Linked DNA regions of Homo sapiens: all the other regions are linked to region 2. A link is a loop called in an ENCODE intact Hi-C map of the cell type or tissue named here. Cell type or tissue: PC-9. All regions are shown on one strand.

Region 1 (2,500 bases), 180 kb after region 2:
TAAAAGTAAATGCTAACTCTTGGCTGTATAAATAGGAAGGAGGCATTCATTTAATACTATTGCAAACCAATTTAATCACTGCTATAATGCCAGTACCTTCTGGGATTGAGTCCTTCTTCCTGGTTTGCCCAAGAGAAACTAGTCGGCAGCCACTAGTCTGAACTCTGCTCTAACGGTGGCCCTACTGCTTGGTCTATGCACGTGGTTTATTTCTTTTGTCAAGAGTACTCTTTGTAAAATCTTGGCTTCCTCAGTTCCTCTATACAAGCAAGAGTTTGTCAGGGAAGAGTGTTCTGTGTATATGGGGCAAGGAAAGGCATGATCAAAAGCACAATTACATAGCAAGCTCAGGGAATTATGAGGAAGCTTGTGGGAATGGAGTAAATGTACATGTGTGTGTGCGTCTGGCAATGGGAAATACGGTAAGGGGGAAATTATGGCAGGTAATGAGATGAGAATAAGTAGATCAGAGCCAGACTCTGAAACCCTGGCATGACAAGCTAAGGAGTTTAGACTTTATCCCTTATGTGTTAATGGGGACCCATCAAAGGTTTTTAAACCAGAGAGTGATATGATTAGAACTGTCTTTAAAGAAAGAGATTTGACAAGAGTATGGAGGATGGATTAGAAAATGGAAAGGTTAAAAGTAGATAAGCAGCTCTCCAAGAACTGAAATGGAAGATGAAAAGGGCCTAAACAGGGCAATGGCTAGGAGAATGGAGGGAAGAGTACAAACAAAGTCAAAAAGCAATTTTAGTGATAGAAGAAACAGGACTTGTTGACAGATTGGTTGTGAAGACCAAGGGAACATAAAGACTCAAGATGAATGTGAGGTTTCCAGCTGAGAGGATGGAGAGGCCACTAATGAAGACAGAGGATATAGGAAGGGAGGGAGGGTGTTTGGAGAGTATCCGGAAAAATTAGTTTGGGATTGGTTGAACTACTTACTAGGATAGCAACCCTTACTGAGCTCCAAAAGGATAAGGATCTTGTTTGCCAATTTTCTCTGTGCTGCACCTGCTGCAATACCATGTGCATTTAATTCAAGTTTGTGAGAATGGTGATAATGCTAACGTGTGCCAGGATAATTGAGACTTGACAATATTTAAGATATCTCTTCAAAGTGCCTGTGTAGAAAGGAAATATGAGACAAGGTGGTTTGTTTTACTTTTCTGTCAAATTTCTTCTTTAGTAGTTTCCAAAATAAATTCCCAATAATAACAGGGCTTTTAACAAGAAGGTCCATTACTAAGAGCAACCTGCGGTAGACCGTCGTATGTCTCACAACTTTACATTCTACACATTCCAATAATCAAGTCACATCAACTCTAATTCTCTTTCTTGTTCAGGAACCTGTACTACCACTTAACATTCTAAAACCTGCCACACCCAATAGTCAAACATAATCAGAGCCATTTTAACAATATGGGGGAAAAAAAAAGAAAAAGAAAAAACCTCACTGCTGTTAAAAAACCTTAGGAGGAGATACAGAAAAAGAAAGCACCATTTGTTCTGGTTAATGTTGTTGTGTAATGTTTTCTGGGGTGTGCCCTGTAGGCATGTTGAAATCATAACTAAATAAATCAGCTCCAGCAACGCAAAGAAACAATATTCCCTTCCCCTTTGGCTGCCTGAAGGAATAATGGCATCTTCTCCATGATGTGCACACACTTTGGAGCTGCTTTGTTTTTAATCTTCTGCCAAGTCAAGTTTTAGTTTTATTTTAATTTTGGTAACCACAGTAAATTCCAAATCTTTGACAAGTAAATGCTTTCTTTCTCGCCAGAATCCCACTCACTTTCCTTTCTAACTCTAGGAGTTCAATAATGGCTGCAGTACTGATCTCTTTTCATGAACAAGAAAATAAATACACTATAAATTAAGCATATTTCCTGACATTTACATGATGGTTTAAATGTGACATGAGTACAATAAAATTGTCATCTTGTTTGCCCATCATTGTATAAATATATATGTATATATATTTATGTGTACTGTAGGGAAAAGAACAGCATAGAAAGTCAGGAGATGTGCACTCAAGTCTCATTCATTTCAGTTGGCTGTATGACGTTAGTTTAAAAACTTAAATTTGGTTTCCCTATGTATAAAAGTTAGGCAAATATACTAGATGGTTTTCAAAGTCCCTTTCACTTTAAAATTCTGATTCATAAGATTATGTCTGTTACCGATTTTTTTTAAACACATGAAAAAGTCACTCAAAAAAATCCTAAAAAAAAGAAAAACCCTAATTTTTGGTGGTAAAATGAAATAAGCCTCAGAAATTATCTAATCTGTACAGCTTTGAAACTACATTCTATGGGAAATGCCTAAGCCAAGAGTTATAAACTGTTTATTTCTTGGAAGGATTTCATAGTTTAAAGAGAAAGATTGCAACCGGCTAATCTAGTTCAGCTCTGTCATTACAGATGAAGAAACTGAGATCAGGAATGAAAGAAGAAATATATTAACACATCCATAAAATACTGTGCAACTATTTAAA
Region 2 (2,500 bases):
CAAAATGAGTTTATACTGTATGATCCATTAATAAGGAACTCTAGAAAATGTAATATAATCTATTGTGACAAAAACAGATCAGTGTTTTGCTTATGAGGGTAAGGTAAGGAAGGGTAAGAGACATGGATTGCAAAGGTCATGTAGAAACATTTAAGGATAAAAGACATGTTAATTATCTTGAGTGTGGTGATGATCTAATGGGTATGTAAATATGTTAAAACATCAAATTGGACTAAATATGTGCTGTTTATTGGATGTCAGTTATAACTCAATAAAGCTCTTTTTTTTTTTTTAATTTCCCTTGCTTTATCTTTTTTGGTTCCATGTTTCACTCTCACAATAATTCCTTCCAGCTGTGTTGTAATCTCCTTCCGTAAGAGTTGTTTAAAATATAAAGAACAACTTCTTCATTTACCATTATATAAAAATATTTATTGAAAACCTAATGTATATAAGCCAATGAAGTGGGCACTTGAAGGGGATACAATTGGGCATTATAGAGATAGATATCAGATTACAAGGGATAAATAATACAGATGGTGATGAAATCTAGTGACAGATGCAGTTTACTAGAGTATAAAAAGGCTCAGGGAATGATTAAACAGTAAAGCAATTATTAGGTCCATGAAGAGCTCTTGCCAGAAAGTTTTTGGAAATGGCCAGGTTAATGTGTCAGAATTTCAAGCAGAATATAGAAGTTCCCATAGACAGGTCCTTACAGGTAAATTATTTTATATGTTCTCATTTATTAAACTGAAATACATTAAATCTCAATGTGAGGATATGAGCATAGAACTAATTTTTAAAAGTAGATTCCAGGACACATGTATTCATAGTATGTCTTCTGTAAGAAAAGTACAGAAACACATAGTCCCAGTGTCATCCAATTCAACTATTTCTCGTAGGTTTATAGATCTCAGTTGATGTTTTTAAAATACATCAACTTTGGCACTCTCCCCTCAAAGGCCAGGAATCTCTGGCTGTTATGCCTCAAGTGGAATAAGACTCCCGGAGAAATTCTTTTGCCACCACAACTATTTCAGTGTGGTTCTAAGTGGCGAGTCTCAATGCTTGCCAAATTCCTCTGGTCTGATCCCATCTGGATGAACCCAAAATACAGCAAAATAGGACCTTCTATTTCCTGGTCATATTTGATTATCCAATATCCCTCCAGAATCATGCCTGCTTTTTATCTTTAAGCAATCATTGGCCTAAGGCTCTTAATCTAATCTAAGACATTGTGTACAAATAGGCACAAGGAACACCCCCTCCCAACACTGCTATACTTTCACCTTTACTGAAAAAACAATTTAAAAAAAACCCTAAGAGTGTTCACAGCTTTTACTTATGTAGCCATAATTATGGGCCAAATTATATGAGCCTCAAAGTCCCCTGACAATTAATGGTTTCATATGAAGGATCCACTACGTGTTAGGTACATAGTGCCTCTTTCTAATTGCACTTAACTTCCGTTTAAAACCTAAGCCAGGGTCCTCTAATAGAGAAGCAAAATTCTGTCTAGTTCCTTAAGGTCCTTCCCTCTAATTCAAACTCAAGGCATTCCAGTAAGCCAACAACACCCAAGCAATTTGAGAGGCCCTTAAATGAAATTCCCCTGAGTCACCTCCTGCGACGATTCTAAACTTTTTTGTGGGGGAGGGGGCCGTGGGGGGGAAACAGAGTCTCAGTCTGTTGCCCAGGCTGGAGTGCAGTGGCGCCATCTTGGTTCGAGCAATTCTCCTGCCTCAGCCTCCTGAGTAGCTGGGACTACAGGTGCACGTCATCATATCCACTAATTTTTTGTATTTTTAGTAGAGATGGGGTTTCACCACGTTGCCCAAGCTGGTCTCAAACTCCTGAGCTCAGGCATTCCGCCCACCAAGGCCTCCCAAAGCGCTAGGATTATAGGCATGTGCCACCACGCCCAGCCTAAACTTTCTTTTCTTGCTCTGGCCTTTGCTAAATCCATCTTAGCTTTTGTTTCCTAACTCATTCCACCTCCCCACACTACTAGTTAAATAATGTAGTCCTTATTCCTTTTAACAACAGTCCTGGGCCCCTTTATATTGAACATAACTTCTACCTATACTCAGACCAAGTACGTATAATTTCACACTGAAGCTGTTCATCACATAGTTCAGTAAGTTTCAGAAAAACACTAAAAATCCAAAGTTTCTAAAAATGTAAACATAATATTCTACATAGACTATATATTCTAGATTTATCTAATAGTGTTTAGCCAGATGAAAAGCAGGGGCCAAACCCAAGTACTCTCCAAATGTCTTCTTTGGGTGAGTTCAACTTGTACAAAAGTTCTTGGATAGGATGCAGATGCACTGCAGCTAAGTACAGAGGAAAGCCATAAAGAAAAGGGAAATGTATGAATCACAATCAAGATATAAATAACTTTCAGTAATTCATTTCCAGACAATTCACTCAATTCACATATTAATACTGACTTCAAGAAAATACTACTGAACAAGAGAGGCTCAGAATACCC
Region 3 (2,500 bases), 320 kb before region 2:
TCAGAAAATGGAATGTTGGTTAACTATAGTTCAATATTAGTCAGCTGTGAGATGTAATTTTCAAAAATCTAGCAAGTTCTCAGGTTATATCAATGGAGATATAGTATGTGGAACAAGGGAGGTGATAGTCCTGCTCTCCTCCTCACCCAGGAAACCATGCCTGATGCAATGTGTTTGGACTGGGGCCCAAATTCCAAAAGAAAAAATGACAAACAAGAAGGTGGTTAGAGGCCCAAAGCAATCAATGACCACAAACACTTCAATGCAAACATCATGGTAAGAGGACTGGAGTGAAAATTCATATTGCTTTTCTATGGGTTTTCTAACCTGAAGATTCTATAATATTATATACTAGTATATACTATGTGAAGATGCATATTGCTTTTACTATGAGTTTTCTAACCTGAAGATTCTGTCATATGCTAGTATTATACACTAGTACATATTATGTGAAGATGCATATTGCTTTCACTATGAGTTTTCTAACCTGAAGATTCTGTAATATTATATACTAGCATATACTATATTAAGATGTATATTGCTTTCACTATGAGTTTTCTAACCTGAAGATTCTGTAATATTATATGCTAGTAGTATATACTATATGAAGATGCACATTGCTTTTGAGTTTTCTAACCTGAAGATTCTATAGTATTATATACTAGTGAGGGGAAGTGTAAATTAGCTTTCTAGCCCAATATATTTCAGGAAAAAAAGTGATGCTTGCCATGTATCTTTGTGGATACATATAGATTCCTCCCTTTTTTTGATCTGAATTAATGCCCCATGACCCTTCTGCCATTCAAACTATAAACTATCCTCTTCCAAAGCAGACAACCCCCCAGCAGGTAATTTAGGCTGTGCTGGTTCAGATGTTCATCCATCCCATAAATCTGGGGAGTTCTAATCATTGTCTGACTTAGGTGGTTTTCAAGTATCATTCTATCTTCTTCAATACATGGTGCCCTGCAGGGAGGCCTAGGTACTTAATAAAACAACAGGGCCCTAGTGAAAAATTCTGATCGCACTCAAACCTGTGTGCAATGTGTGAAAGTTGGCTTTGGAAGTCTGAGGGTTCAAAGAAATATGTAACTGAGCAAGAATGAGTGTAGATATATGTGGCTCAGAAAGCCTGGGGCTCCTTGTGGTAGGTATGTGGTATGTGGGCAGTTAATCCCATCTCCCACAAATAGCCAAATTGTTTCTTCTTGAATATTTCCTTCATATCAGACCAGCTTGGCTTTAACTGCACTCTAACAAATACACTTTCTCCTCTCTTTACCTATCCTTGCAAGGAAAGTGGTCACCCATATTTTAAAATTCTTTGGAGGTGTCGGGCCTGTAATCTCAGCACTTTGGGAAGTTGAGGCAGGAGGACTGCTGGAGGCCAGGAGTTTGAGACCAGCCTGGGCAACATCGTGAGACTCTGTTTTGATTAATTGATCCAACTATCCATCAATTCTTTGGAGGAACATTTAAGGTATATCCAATATGTACTCGATGCTGGATCCCCAATCCCACTACCATCTGGAAGCAATTTTCGTTATTTGTGCCATCCACCCACCCATCCATGCACTTATTCAATCCACAAATATTTACTGGGCTCTTTTCTTTGTGCTTGGCACTGTTGTAGGTGCAGGGGATAGAGCAGGGAATAAGACAGAGAGGTCCTTGATCTCATAGAGCTGACATTCTGGTGGCAGAAGACAGACAATACAGGGAAGCCTTTGGGCTTTTTCCACTGTGACATTCCACTACGTGCTCCTCACTCTAGGGCATTCAATCCATCCATCAACAAACATTTATTGAGTACCACACTCTGGGCCAGGCAGATTCAATTTACACTCTGTAAATGTGCACTTATTAAAATACTGCTACCTGTTTCTACCTCAGTTTATTTTTTAGAGGCAAGCTCTGAATTTTCAGTGGGACTCAGCAGATCTGGGGCATTTTCTGTAATCTCACTCTGTTCCCTTCTCTAGGGCCCAATACGGTGCTTTTCAGCTGAGGGCTCCTAGAATGATGGGCAGGCATCTTCCTCACTGTTCTTCACTTCATCCCTATGCTGGTGTGTGGAGGTTTCTCTCCAATGACAAGTAGAAACACAGAGGCCTATGTACTCTAAATAAAGCGTGGAAGGAAAATTGGCCATTGGGGCCCATGGGCTTCTCCTTGTAAACTCTCTCCTCCTTCTTTTATGTCCCTCTCCCCAGGTTTCTATTTTGCTCTTAGTAAATAAGCTGTCAGCTAATTATCTCTACCCCTAAAGTGAGGGCTGGTAAACCTTCACGCATTAGCCCTCTCAGGTGTGTCTGCATTGTAATATAAGACTCTCAAAAAAGAGAAATGGTCTGTCATGATAGAAAGTGCAATAGGACTTGGGTGGGTAGGGGAGACTTCCAGGGTTCCTACAGTAATAATGCTGATGAGAACAACAACAACCAATGGACGTTAATCTTCACAATAATCCTCAAAGGTAGGTAGCTTATAAGTACTGAAG

What was found. Hi-C counts contacts between places; a loop is a spot of excess contacts. Peaks named below come from ENCODE experiments on the same cell type or tissue, not always from the same donor. Only the 100,000 strongest peaks of a DNase experiment are listed, where the experiment ranks them.
Region 1: it touches region 2 in a loop (11-fold over the local background); 3 of 110 quality-filtered maps call a loop at or near these places.
Region 3: it touches region 2 in a loop (4-fold over the local background); 1 of 110 quality-filtered maps calls a loop at or near these places.

The regions. Positions count from the first base shown.
Region 1 is chr14:67,963,564-67,966,063 of GRCh38, reverse strand. All of the region lies in intron 7 of RAD51B (RAD51 paralog B), which reads right to left. Among named protein-coding and RNA genes, the nearest start is that of RAD51B, 150 kb to the right of the region's middle. In PC-9, no CTCF peak of the experiment used is centred here; a DNase peak (open chromatin) is centred at 1,473; H3K4me3 peaks cover 1,076 bases; H3K27ac peaks cover 2,111 bases.
Region 2 is chr14:68,145,598-68,148,097 of GRCh38, reverse strand. All of the region lies in intron 7 of RAD51B (RAD51 paralog B), which reads right to left. The region is part of intron 2 of LOC105370546 (a long non-coding RNA gene); the gene reads left to right. Among named protein-coding and RNA genes, the nearest start is that of RAD51B, 330 kb to the right of the region's middle. In PC-9, no CTCF peak of the experiment used is centred here; DNase peaks (open chromatin) are centred at 1,097 and 1,567; H3K27ac peaks cover 2,349 bases.
Region 3 is chr14:68,461,508-68,464,007 of GRCh38, reverse strand. The region is part of intron 9 of RAD51B (RAD51 paralog B); the gene reads right to left. Among named protein-coding and RNA genes, the nearest start is that of RAD51B-AS1, 220 kb to the left of the region's middle. RefSeq lists an enhancer at 82-376. In PC-9, a CTCF peak has its summit at 1,141; a DNase peak (open chromatin) is centred at 187; H3K27ac peaks cover 1,924 bases.